Linked DNA regions of Homo sapiens: region 1 is linked to region 2. The links are chromatin contacts, found by Hi-C or POLR2A ChIA-PET in ENCODE. All regions are on one chromosome and are shown on one strand. The core of a region is the stretch at or near the end of the contact, and the rest is flanking DNA. Distances in the headings are between cores, read along the strand shown. Region 1 holds the start of GSTK1 (glutathione S-transferase kappa 1). Region 2 has its middle 38 kb from the start of PRSS2.

Evidence for each region. Hi-C counts contacts between places; a loop is a spot of excess contacts on that map. ChIA-PET counts read pairs that join two places held with the same protein, here RNA polymerase II (POLR2A). Pooled maps may share reads with other maps.
Region 1: a loop to region 2 is called in a map with no recorded cell type, with 6 times the contacts of the local background. The contact joins the promoter of GSTK1 here to the enhancer-like site in region 2. A Hi-C loop is called at or near these places in 3 of 168 maps with a recorded cell type or tissue (CD8-positive, alpha-beta T cell and naive thymus-derived CD4-positive, alpha-beta T cell), 3 of 37 single-sample maps with no recorded cell type and 9 of 50 pooled maps. POLR2A ChIA-PET finds 5 or more read pairs at or near these places in 9 of 52 experiments (CD4-positive, alpha-beta T cell, CD4-positive, alpha-beta memory T cell, H1 and 5 more).

Annotation. Positions count from the first base shown.
Region 1 is chr7:143,261,361-143,265,927 of GRCh38, forward strand. GSTK1 (glutathione S-transferase kappa 1) reads left to right here and starts at 2,081. Exons shown (of 8, transcript NM_015917.3): 1 at 2,081-2,225; 2 at 2,726-2,807; 3 at 3,188-3,316; 4 at 3,632-3,732; 5 at 3,901-3,936. The coding sequence starts at 2,154. All of the region lies in intron 2 of TMEM139-AS1 (TMEM139 antisense RNA 1), which reads right to left. LOC105375546 (a long non-coding RNA gene) reads left to right here. Exons shown (of 3, transcript XR_007060569.1): 3 at 1,788-1,847. RefSeq lists a silencer at 1,899-1,968 and enhancers at 1,996-2,290, 2,109-2,328.
Region 2 is chr7:142,806,245-142,810,722 of GRCh38, forward strand. It overlaps TRB. Among named protein-coding and RNA genes, the nearest start is that of PRSS2, 38 kb to the left of the region's middle. RefSeq lists an enhancer at 2,145-3,344 and a cis regulatory region at 2,466-3,357. Within about 2 kb of position 2,692, at least 10 of the 41 ENCODE cell types and tissues checked have a DNase peak (open chromatin) inside an H3K27ac peak, as active enhancers do; they include CD4-positive, alpha-beta T cell and CD8-positive, alpha-beta T cell, where a contact is called at or near this core.

The DNA.
Region 1 (4,567 bases), core at 831-3,330, 450 kb after region 2:
TTGCTTGAACCCAGGAGGCAGAGGTTGCAGTGAGCTGCAATTGTGCTACTGCACTCCAGCCTGGGCAACAGAACAAGACTCCATCTCAAAAAAAAAAAAAGTTTAGTTTCAGTGGTTGTTGAACAATTAGTTTACTCTGCAAGTAGGTAATGATAACATCATTTTTCATTCCATTTTGCATGCTCTTCTCCATGTAGGGGTTTACCTCGTATCTCTGTATTCTGATAGCCTGGAGTTGTTTTCCTTATTGATACAAATGAAAAGTGGAATCTTTATATGTTTTCCAATTTATTAAATTAGTAATGTTAAAAATAATTTTAACAAAGTTAAATGGAATTATTTTAAAATTCTGTTTCTTTGCAGTAAATGTAATCCCAATATAAGACAATATGACTCACATATTTGTGAAAACGAATAGGGCCAATCGTTTCCATTATCACCAAAATTATCTATAGTGAGGCCTCTCCATCTTCTACCAGTCCCTCTTTTTTTTCACTCACTCAAAATATATGTATCGATGGTCAAATGTGTCCCAGACATTGTGCAAATCTCTGACAAAGGTAACACAAGAAAATGTGTACTCTGAGAACTTCTTATTCTGCCCCAGTTTAGGAGATTCATGCAACTGCCAAGCAACAATAATAAGAGCTAGCAGTTATTGGAGTACCTCATTCCTCACAACTCGTCATAAGGCAGGTGTTATCATTAGATATTCCCCATGTGTATGCAGGATGAGGAAATAGGTTCAGAGAGGTCAAGTGGCTCACCCAAGGGGCACAGCTAAGTGAAAGGCACTGCAGGCATCTCAAACTACCCCCTTCCCACAAGACTCCACTGCAGAGCAGGACAGTCACCCTGACACCAGCCCAATGGGTTCATCTTGCCCATTACCCAGATGGGGCTAATTTATCAAGACAAGGGAATTGCAATAGAGAAAGAGTTTAATACACATAGAGCCAGCTAAACAGGAGACCAGAGTTTTATTATTACTCAAATTAGCCTCCCAAAATTCGGAGGCAGAGGCTAGGGGACTTTGTGGGTTTTTTTGTTTTTGTTTTTGTTTTTCTTTTGAGAGGGAGTCTTGCTATGTCACCCAGGCTGGAGTGCAGTGGCATGATCTCGGCTCACTGCAACCTCTGCCTCCCGGATTCAAGCAATTCTCCTGACTCAGCCCCCCGAGTAACTGGGATTACAGGCACATGCCACCATGCCCGGCTAATTTTTGCATTTTTAGTAGAGACAGGGTTTCACCATGTGGGCCAGAGTGGTCTTGAACTCCTGACCTCAAGTGATCCACCCACCTCAGCCTCCCAAAGTGCTGGGATTACAGGCGTGAGCCACCATGCCCGCCGGCTAGAGTTTTTTAATGATAGTTTGATGGGCAAGGGGCTAGAGAATGGGTGCTGCTAATTGGTTGGGGATGCAATCACAGGGGTGTGGAAAACCGTCCTCAGTGCACCGAGTTGCATTTGGATGCGGGCCACAGAGGAGTCACTGGTCCAGGTGGAGTCATCCTGTCATTAGAAATGGAAAAGTCTGAGAAGGTATCTTCAAAGGCCAGTCTTAGGTTCTACAAAAGTGGTTATTTACAGGAATAATTGGGGAAGTTGCAGAGCTTGTGACCTCTGGAACAATGTCTGGTAATTGTTAATGCCTACATCTTAGCAGAATTCAGGCCCCTCTCATAATCCTAAACTTGTGGACTTTTATTAGTTTTATAAAACTGGTTTAGTTTGGGGAAGGGCTATTATCATTTAAACTATAAACTAAATTTCTCCCTATATTAGCTCGTCCCATGCTCAGGAATGACCAAGGGCAGTTTGGAGGTTAAAGGCACGATGGAGTTGGTGAGTTCAGATCTGTTTCACCTTCGTAATTTTCTCACTGTTAAAATTTTTGCAAAGGCGATTGCAGCGCCCCTTGTCCACACCTGCGCGCTCCCCAAGGGGTCCCTACCCACCCCGCCCCTGGCTGGGGGCCGTAGGCTGGCCCTGCCCCGCTGCGCCGGAGGTGGACCTCTACCAGGGCAGTTTCTCTCTGAGGCTGCGCGCTAAGGCGGTGGGCGGTCCCAGGCAGGCCCAGAAGCTGGGCAGCCTCTGCCGGGTTCCGGGAAAAGGAGCTCCTGCTGCCACTGCTCTTCCGGAGCCTGCAGCATGGGGCCCCTGCCGCGCACCGTGGAGCTCTTCTATGACGTGCTGTCCCCCTACTCCTGGCTGGGCTTCGAGGTGACGCTGGGAGGGGTCGCCTCGGCAGTGTCTGGGGAGTGAGGGCGGAGGGAAGAGTGAGCGCAGGGCTCCGGGACAGAGGTCTCGTGTAACTCCTGGCGCCGCCCAAGGGGTTAAGGCAAGCAGGGAGAGCTCCGGGGCTGAAGGTCACTTTGTGCTTTTAAACGGAATAGAGTCGCTGGCTCCAACCCGAGCCTTTATATCCCGACTGCAGTTTCCCACGGTGGTGGAAAGAGGGGCGGCTCCAAACATTCAGGGAGAAATGCAGAACACGGCCACCTCTTAGCCCAACGATGGCAGTTTTGGGGAAAACTGGCCACAGGAGCGAAGATCCTGGAATAGATTTCTAGTAGTGAGGAGAGTTTTGCCAATTTCAAACCAAACAATGTAGGGTGTCCGCATAACCCCTGCTCTGCACTTAGCGCCTCCCTTCCCTTTCCCTCGGCTCTTTCACTTTTCCATCTTGCACACTGGCAATCGTTCTTGACCTCTGCCCGCAGATCCTGTGCCGGTATCAGAATATCTGGAACATCAACCTGCAGTTGCGGCCCAGCCTCATAACAGGGATCATGAAAGACAGTGGTAGGAAGGGAGGGTCGGGGCAGGGGTGATCTCAGTGGCCCAAGAGAGCCGACCCCAGCGGGTCCTTATATTGGCACTGGCAGCCAGAAAGCTGCCCTCTGCCCCGTCTCTACTAAAAATACAAAATTAGCCGGGCGTGGTAGTGCATGCCTGTATACCACAGCTACTCGGGAGGCTGAGGCGGGAGAATCGCTTGAACCCAGGAGGCGGAGGTTGCGGTGAGCTGAGATCGCACCATTGCACTCCAGCCTGGGCAACAAGAGCGAAACAACAAGAGAAAAAAAAGGAAGCTGCCCTCTGCCCAAAACCCACGTCGAGGTCCCCAAACCTGGGACCCTTAGGTCTTTTCTCACTTAGCGTGCCCAACCTTCTCCTGGCAGGAAACAAGCCTCCAGGTCTGCTTCCCCGCAAAGGACTATACATGGCAAATGACTTAAAGCTCCTGAGACACCATCTCCAGATTCCCATCCACTTCCCCAAGGATTTCTTGTCTGTGATGCTTGAAAAAGGTGAAGAGAGTGGGATGTAGACAGGGTATCCAGTGAAAAACACAGAAGTCGGAGATTGAGGGATTGATAGGATGGAGGGGCTGCGGGAGACTAAAGCAAGTGAAGCCTGCCTTGGGAAACCTCAGGATCAGCCTTGAGCGAGCTGAAGGTTGCCGGGCATGAAAGGGAAGAAGAGCAGGCAAATAGGTCATGGGAACCTTGGGTGAGAGGCTGAGGGCGGAGGAGCTCTGGGGGATGTCAGAAGCAAGGAAGAGCTAGTCCTCCACCAGGAAAGCAGCAAGAGGAGCCCTGCCTCTGGGTGCCTCTGCCCCACAGGAAGTTTGTCTGCCATGCGTTTCCTCACCGCCGTGAACTTGGAGCATCCAGAGATGCTGGAGAAAGCGTCCCGGGAGCTGTGGATGCGCGTCTGGTCAAGGGTGAGTGTGGGGCTCTGGGAATCCTCTGGGAGGACCTTGGATGACTTTCTGACCTTCCCCAGGCACGTTTTCAGGGTCATGATCCTGCCCCCGCCCGGGGGATCTACTGTCCTCCCAGTCACACCCCTCTCCCCGCACCGCCTTCCTGCTGTCTTCTCTTCTTCCCAGAATGAAGACATCACCGAGCCGCAGAGCATCCTGGCGGTGAGTGTCCTGGCTCCACCCCAACTGCACTCATAGAGAATCTGAGAACAGTTGGCGTTTGGGGGTAAAGAAGACAATAGGTCTCTTATTGCATGGAAAAGGTTATAATTACTGGGGAAGAAAGGATGTCTGTGATTCAGGGCACAAACTACTGAAAAGTTGGAACTAAGGATCCTCAAAAGGATATCTCAAGGTTGAAAGGGGAAGTGCAAAAGGGACAATATATGGGAAGAATTTATTTGCTGAAAGATGTCAGTGAGAGAAAGATGCTCAGTGTTGGAACCCCTGGATGGGGAGGGATATAGTATTCACAAGTCTCCACAAACTCCAACACAAACCTCACCAACACATCCAGAGTGGAAGGCAGGAGACTTGTTCCAAGAGGCTTTAAAAAGACGAAAAGAGATAACTAATGCCAGGGTTATATAGGAGCCTGAGTGAGAACAAATGGAAATAGCTCAAAACATTGACCAGTGAGCCATGGATGGGGGTATAAAAGTAAGTTTGTCTTCAGGATTAAATTAGGAAATTCAAAACAGTATTATTCCTCTGGTTTACAAAAAAAAATAGTTGAGACCTATTCAAATTTAATATATAAAGTGGCAAATCACACAAAAGTTAAACGTATAAG
Region 2 (4,478 bases), core at 1,442-3,941:
AGCCCCTAACAGTCTGTGTGACACACAGCCCCAAATGTCCTATATAGGAGAATCTTTGTGAGGTTTCTCTGGTTATAAATGAATGTGGGAATGGAATATTGGTGCTTTGAGACCTCTGTTGAAGCTGCATAGTGAAAACAAAAATGAGTTTTTGCTTCTTCCTCAGGTAACACTGAGCAAAGATGTCTAGCCATATTTTCATTTAGGGGTGTTGGGAGATGCTGGTGGAGATCACGGGAATGGCTAAAACCCAGAGGTGAACTCAGCTTTGCCATGGACCCATGAGTGAATCCATTTTCTGCTTCTCTACTGACATCTCAGACTCATCACCAGGTTCACTTTTACCATGTCCTAGAAACTCCCCTATGCTATATAAGAAGACTCATAGTATAGAATGGCATGAAGCATGGCCAACAGTTTTAATCACAGTTCATTTCCATTGCTTGTGGCAAACTCCCATGGCTCCCAAAAAGCTGATTTCTGAGGCTTGGGACCCCATAACCTAAGACTACCCAACCCACCTAGACTCAAACACAACATATTCCCTGCCTTATTCTAGGGTTGAATGTTCTTTCCTCCTATCTGGAAGCCTTCCTTTTCTTGCTGTCTGTGTTTGTGAATTTGAAGTTCCTGGGTTCCTTAACATCCCTACATCTCTGCCTGTCCTTTTATTTTTTTTATTGTGGCAGAACTTATGAATCATCTCCCTCCAACAGACATGATATTTTCTATTCGCCATCCCCCTCTCCTATAGACTCAACTACATGCCTTTCTCTCCCATCTCTATCCATAGTCTTTATCTCTGCTGCTGGTGGACTCCTGAGAGGGCTTCTTGGGGAATATGGGGCCCCAAAAATGAGTGAATGGCTTCTGTAGGTCAGCAAAAAGGATCTGAAAATGAGCCTACACCTGTGACTATTTCCAAAGGATTTTTATCAGCTTGCTCTGCAACTGATCTCAACTGCCCTCTGTGAATATGAGCATTTAATCCACACAACATGTAAAGCTAATTCTCAGCTCCTTTTTGCCAACCTACAGTTGCTATTCACTTATCTCTGGGACCCTATAGTCCCCCCAAAAGCCCTCTCAGGTGTCTACATGCAACAGAGTGCCCATATTCTGGCAAGAACCCATAAATCTATGCGAGACAGAATCATTAGAAACTTTAAAACTTGAGTTTTTGGAATGGAAAAAAAGCATGTAGTGGATGGATGAAAACATTATCGTAGCAAAGAAGATGTTGTAATGCAGAGACCTGGGTTTAAGCCTTAGTTCTGTCATTTATCAACTATGTGACCCTGGGCAAGTGATCACCTCTGAGACTCAGTTTTCCTTGCTGTAAAATGAGCTCAATTACAAGCCCAACTTCATAAGATCGTTTTATCTCATTTAACCCACACAACATGTAAAGCTTTTAGAACAATATCAGTAAGTATTAGGTGTTATTATAACTACTACCAACCTGAAGATTTTTTTCAGGCAAAACATTTTCAGTTTTCTCAATTTTGTTATTATAGGGCACAGTTTTGAGCACGTCCTACTTTCCATAGCCCAATCACTCCCTTCTGAAAACATTAAAGTTTGTTTTTATCCCTCTATCTTTTAAAAAATGTGTTGTACAGGACCTGACCCAGCACCAGGTGGGTTCTGACCTACAAAGAGTAAAGGGGGAACTTTGCCTCCTCTTTCTCAACATCTTATACGTTAGTTGGTTCCATTAGGACAATTTATCTACTTTTTGTACGCTCACCATCCCGTTGACTCACAGAGCTCACTTTGACTCACCCCCTGGGTGTTTTTTCACATATCCTTCTTTCACATATTCCCCTTCCTGTGTTCATATAGATGGTTTTCTCTGTTTGGTGGGGGAGGAGGGAGAGAGAGAATGTTTATCATGTTTATTCAGCTTATCTCTCCAACCTATTAAGATTCTGCAGGATTCTAATTTTGTGATTCATTATATTTATCCTTCTATCCTCATGCCATCTCAGATATGATCATCTTGCCTGATTCATTACTATAAGAGTGATTCATGAAATTCATAGCAAGATCACAGCTCAACAGAGACCCCACATTCCCCAAGCCTTGTCTGAAGTCCAGGAGCTGCTAAAACACAGAGAATTAGCTTCTGGTCCTCCTCTGGCCCCAGCTGCATGGCTCTGAACAACTCATTTTTATTCTCTGGGCTTATATGTCCTCCTCTGTGATATGAGGACATTGGGTAAAGTGATCTCTAAGAATCTTCAAACTCTGCTCTTCAGATTCTCTGATTCAAAGCCTGCAGTCTCTGAAGTACCAAGAGAATGGGAACTCAGAGAAGCTAAGCTCTTCCTGGCCTCAAATCATACATATCTGTGACATAGTCTCAGACAGTCTGATGGTGGAAGAGGACAGCACTGGCACTGGAGTCCCACAGTTAGCAAGAGTCAACTGGAGCCCTGACACCTGTTCCCTGGCCCTCCTCCATCAAAAAGGTCTAGGGCCATGAATGACAAGAAAATTGTGTTAAAAAGGAGAGTGGCCCTGAATCAAAAGGTGGGAAGTAATGAGATGTAAATCGGGGTCTTTTAGGTAATAGCTGACAACTGGGGTAGGAATGGGGGTTCTGAGCCCAGTGCTGGCTGCCGGGCTGTTTATCTCTGAGTCACATCAGCACCAAGCCACAGCAGCCACCTGCCCTAGCTCCATCTCTTACAGTCACAACAGGATGTGGTTTGACATTTACTGGGTCCTGCATCTGGGGTGCCTGTGAAAGTTGCTCCCTCCACCCACCCACCTTCAGAGCATCATGAGAACCACACTCACCGCATCCGGCACCCAACCCCCTCCTATGCTGCTCTTTCTACCTGGGCCCCTGGTTAGCATCCTGGCAGTAGAAATAGAACTTCAGAGGGGAGGGGCAGGGTCTCTAGAGGGGAATCTAGGTATCCCAGATCCATGTGCAGGCCTCCCCTCCCCCAACACATCTTTACACCTGCTGGAGGTTATGCACAAGATCAAAGGCCACAGTGGGCACCATGAAGATAGTGGAGAATGAAAAACAGCTGCAATAACTGCTCTGACCCAGTTGGGATCCCTTCTGGTCCCACATCACTCAGGCAACTCTCTCTTCCCACCTGCCCCCCAAACTCCCTTCCACCTCCCTCCACATGTATCCTCCCACTTCCTTCCACTCATGTAATGAGAGGTGCTGATGAGTCACAGGAGAGGTAGCCCTAGATAACCAACAGACTGCAAAACGGACAGTCCCTGGATGTCTGAGCCAGTGTTTGTGCACTGCATTGACTGGCTCCTCGTAGTTTTTTCCTGTAGTTGCTAAAGCCTGTAAGGTCTGTGTGATGAATATTTTCTAACACATCTTAGAAGAACATAATGCAAGACAGAATGAAAAACTAGAGAGGCAGAAACCCCCAAAGTAAGTAGTGGGAAATTACCAGGTATATAATAGGTCAAGCCTGCTCTGCAGGAGCTCAAGGGATTGTAGCATTCTTATCCCAAACCACTGAATCCTGGGCAAAAATAAGAAGTCGCCTAATTTTAGTATTACCAGCTTCCCAACCCCGGGCATTCTTCATCTTACTCAAGCTGTCCAGAGGCCCCAGGGTGACTCCCTATAAGTCCCATGGGTGGCTGAGATCTATTTAGAGGCACAAGGGTATCTCCTTATAAGTCCCATGGGTGGCTGAGATCTATGAGAAGCATCTTGGGGAGAGTGCCTCTGGCCACCAGCATGTGGCCCTGAATCTTCCATGTGCAACTGGCCAGGGAAGGAGATATATGGAAATAGTCATCCTGCACATCTGCAAAATCAGATGCAAATCCTGGAAGCTCTCCTAGAAAAGAGACAGCCTCATCTGATTAAAGGGGCAAGTGAGTTTGATGAATTATTGGCAAGAGACAGCATGTCTGAACAGGATCGGTCATCCTAAACTGCTTTCCTTTGTCCCCTGGAATTATAATGACTGTGGATTTCTGAGTCCTAGATGGTATGGAAACAGTTATGGGAATGAACAGTCTTGCATGAATAAGAGCAGATAACATGGAGGATGTTAATTTGTTCTGCTGAATTTAGGTGGCTTTCAAGCCTCTCCTTCAATGCTCACCTGTCTCTAGGATGCTCTGTGCAATGATCAGGACTTTTTTTCTTCAGATTCTCTAAAACTTACAATATTCACATAGACCTGCACATTTCTACACAAACTGACTCTCCTGCTTGCAATGTCATTTTGCTTATATAACTATTAGCCTCCTAAAGAGCTAAACTTAGCTACAATTTTATGTCCTTTGTGAAGTTTTCCAGAATTTTTGCAGTATATTACAGGAAGGAAAAATCTGCCTCAAGTCTCTACTAATTCTACTTGACTAGTGGTGATTGCCTGAGACATTTCTCTATTAATGAGGATTCTGAAGCTGTATAAAGCCCCTACAGAATCAGCATCTGAATAGGCACAGCATAGGGTTCAAGTTTCATGGTTTTG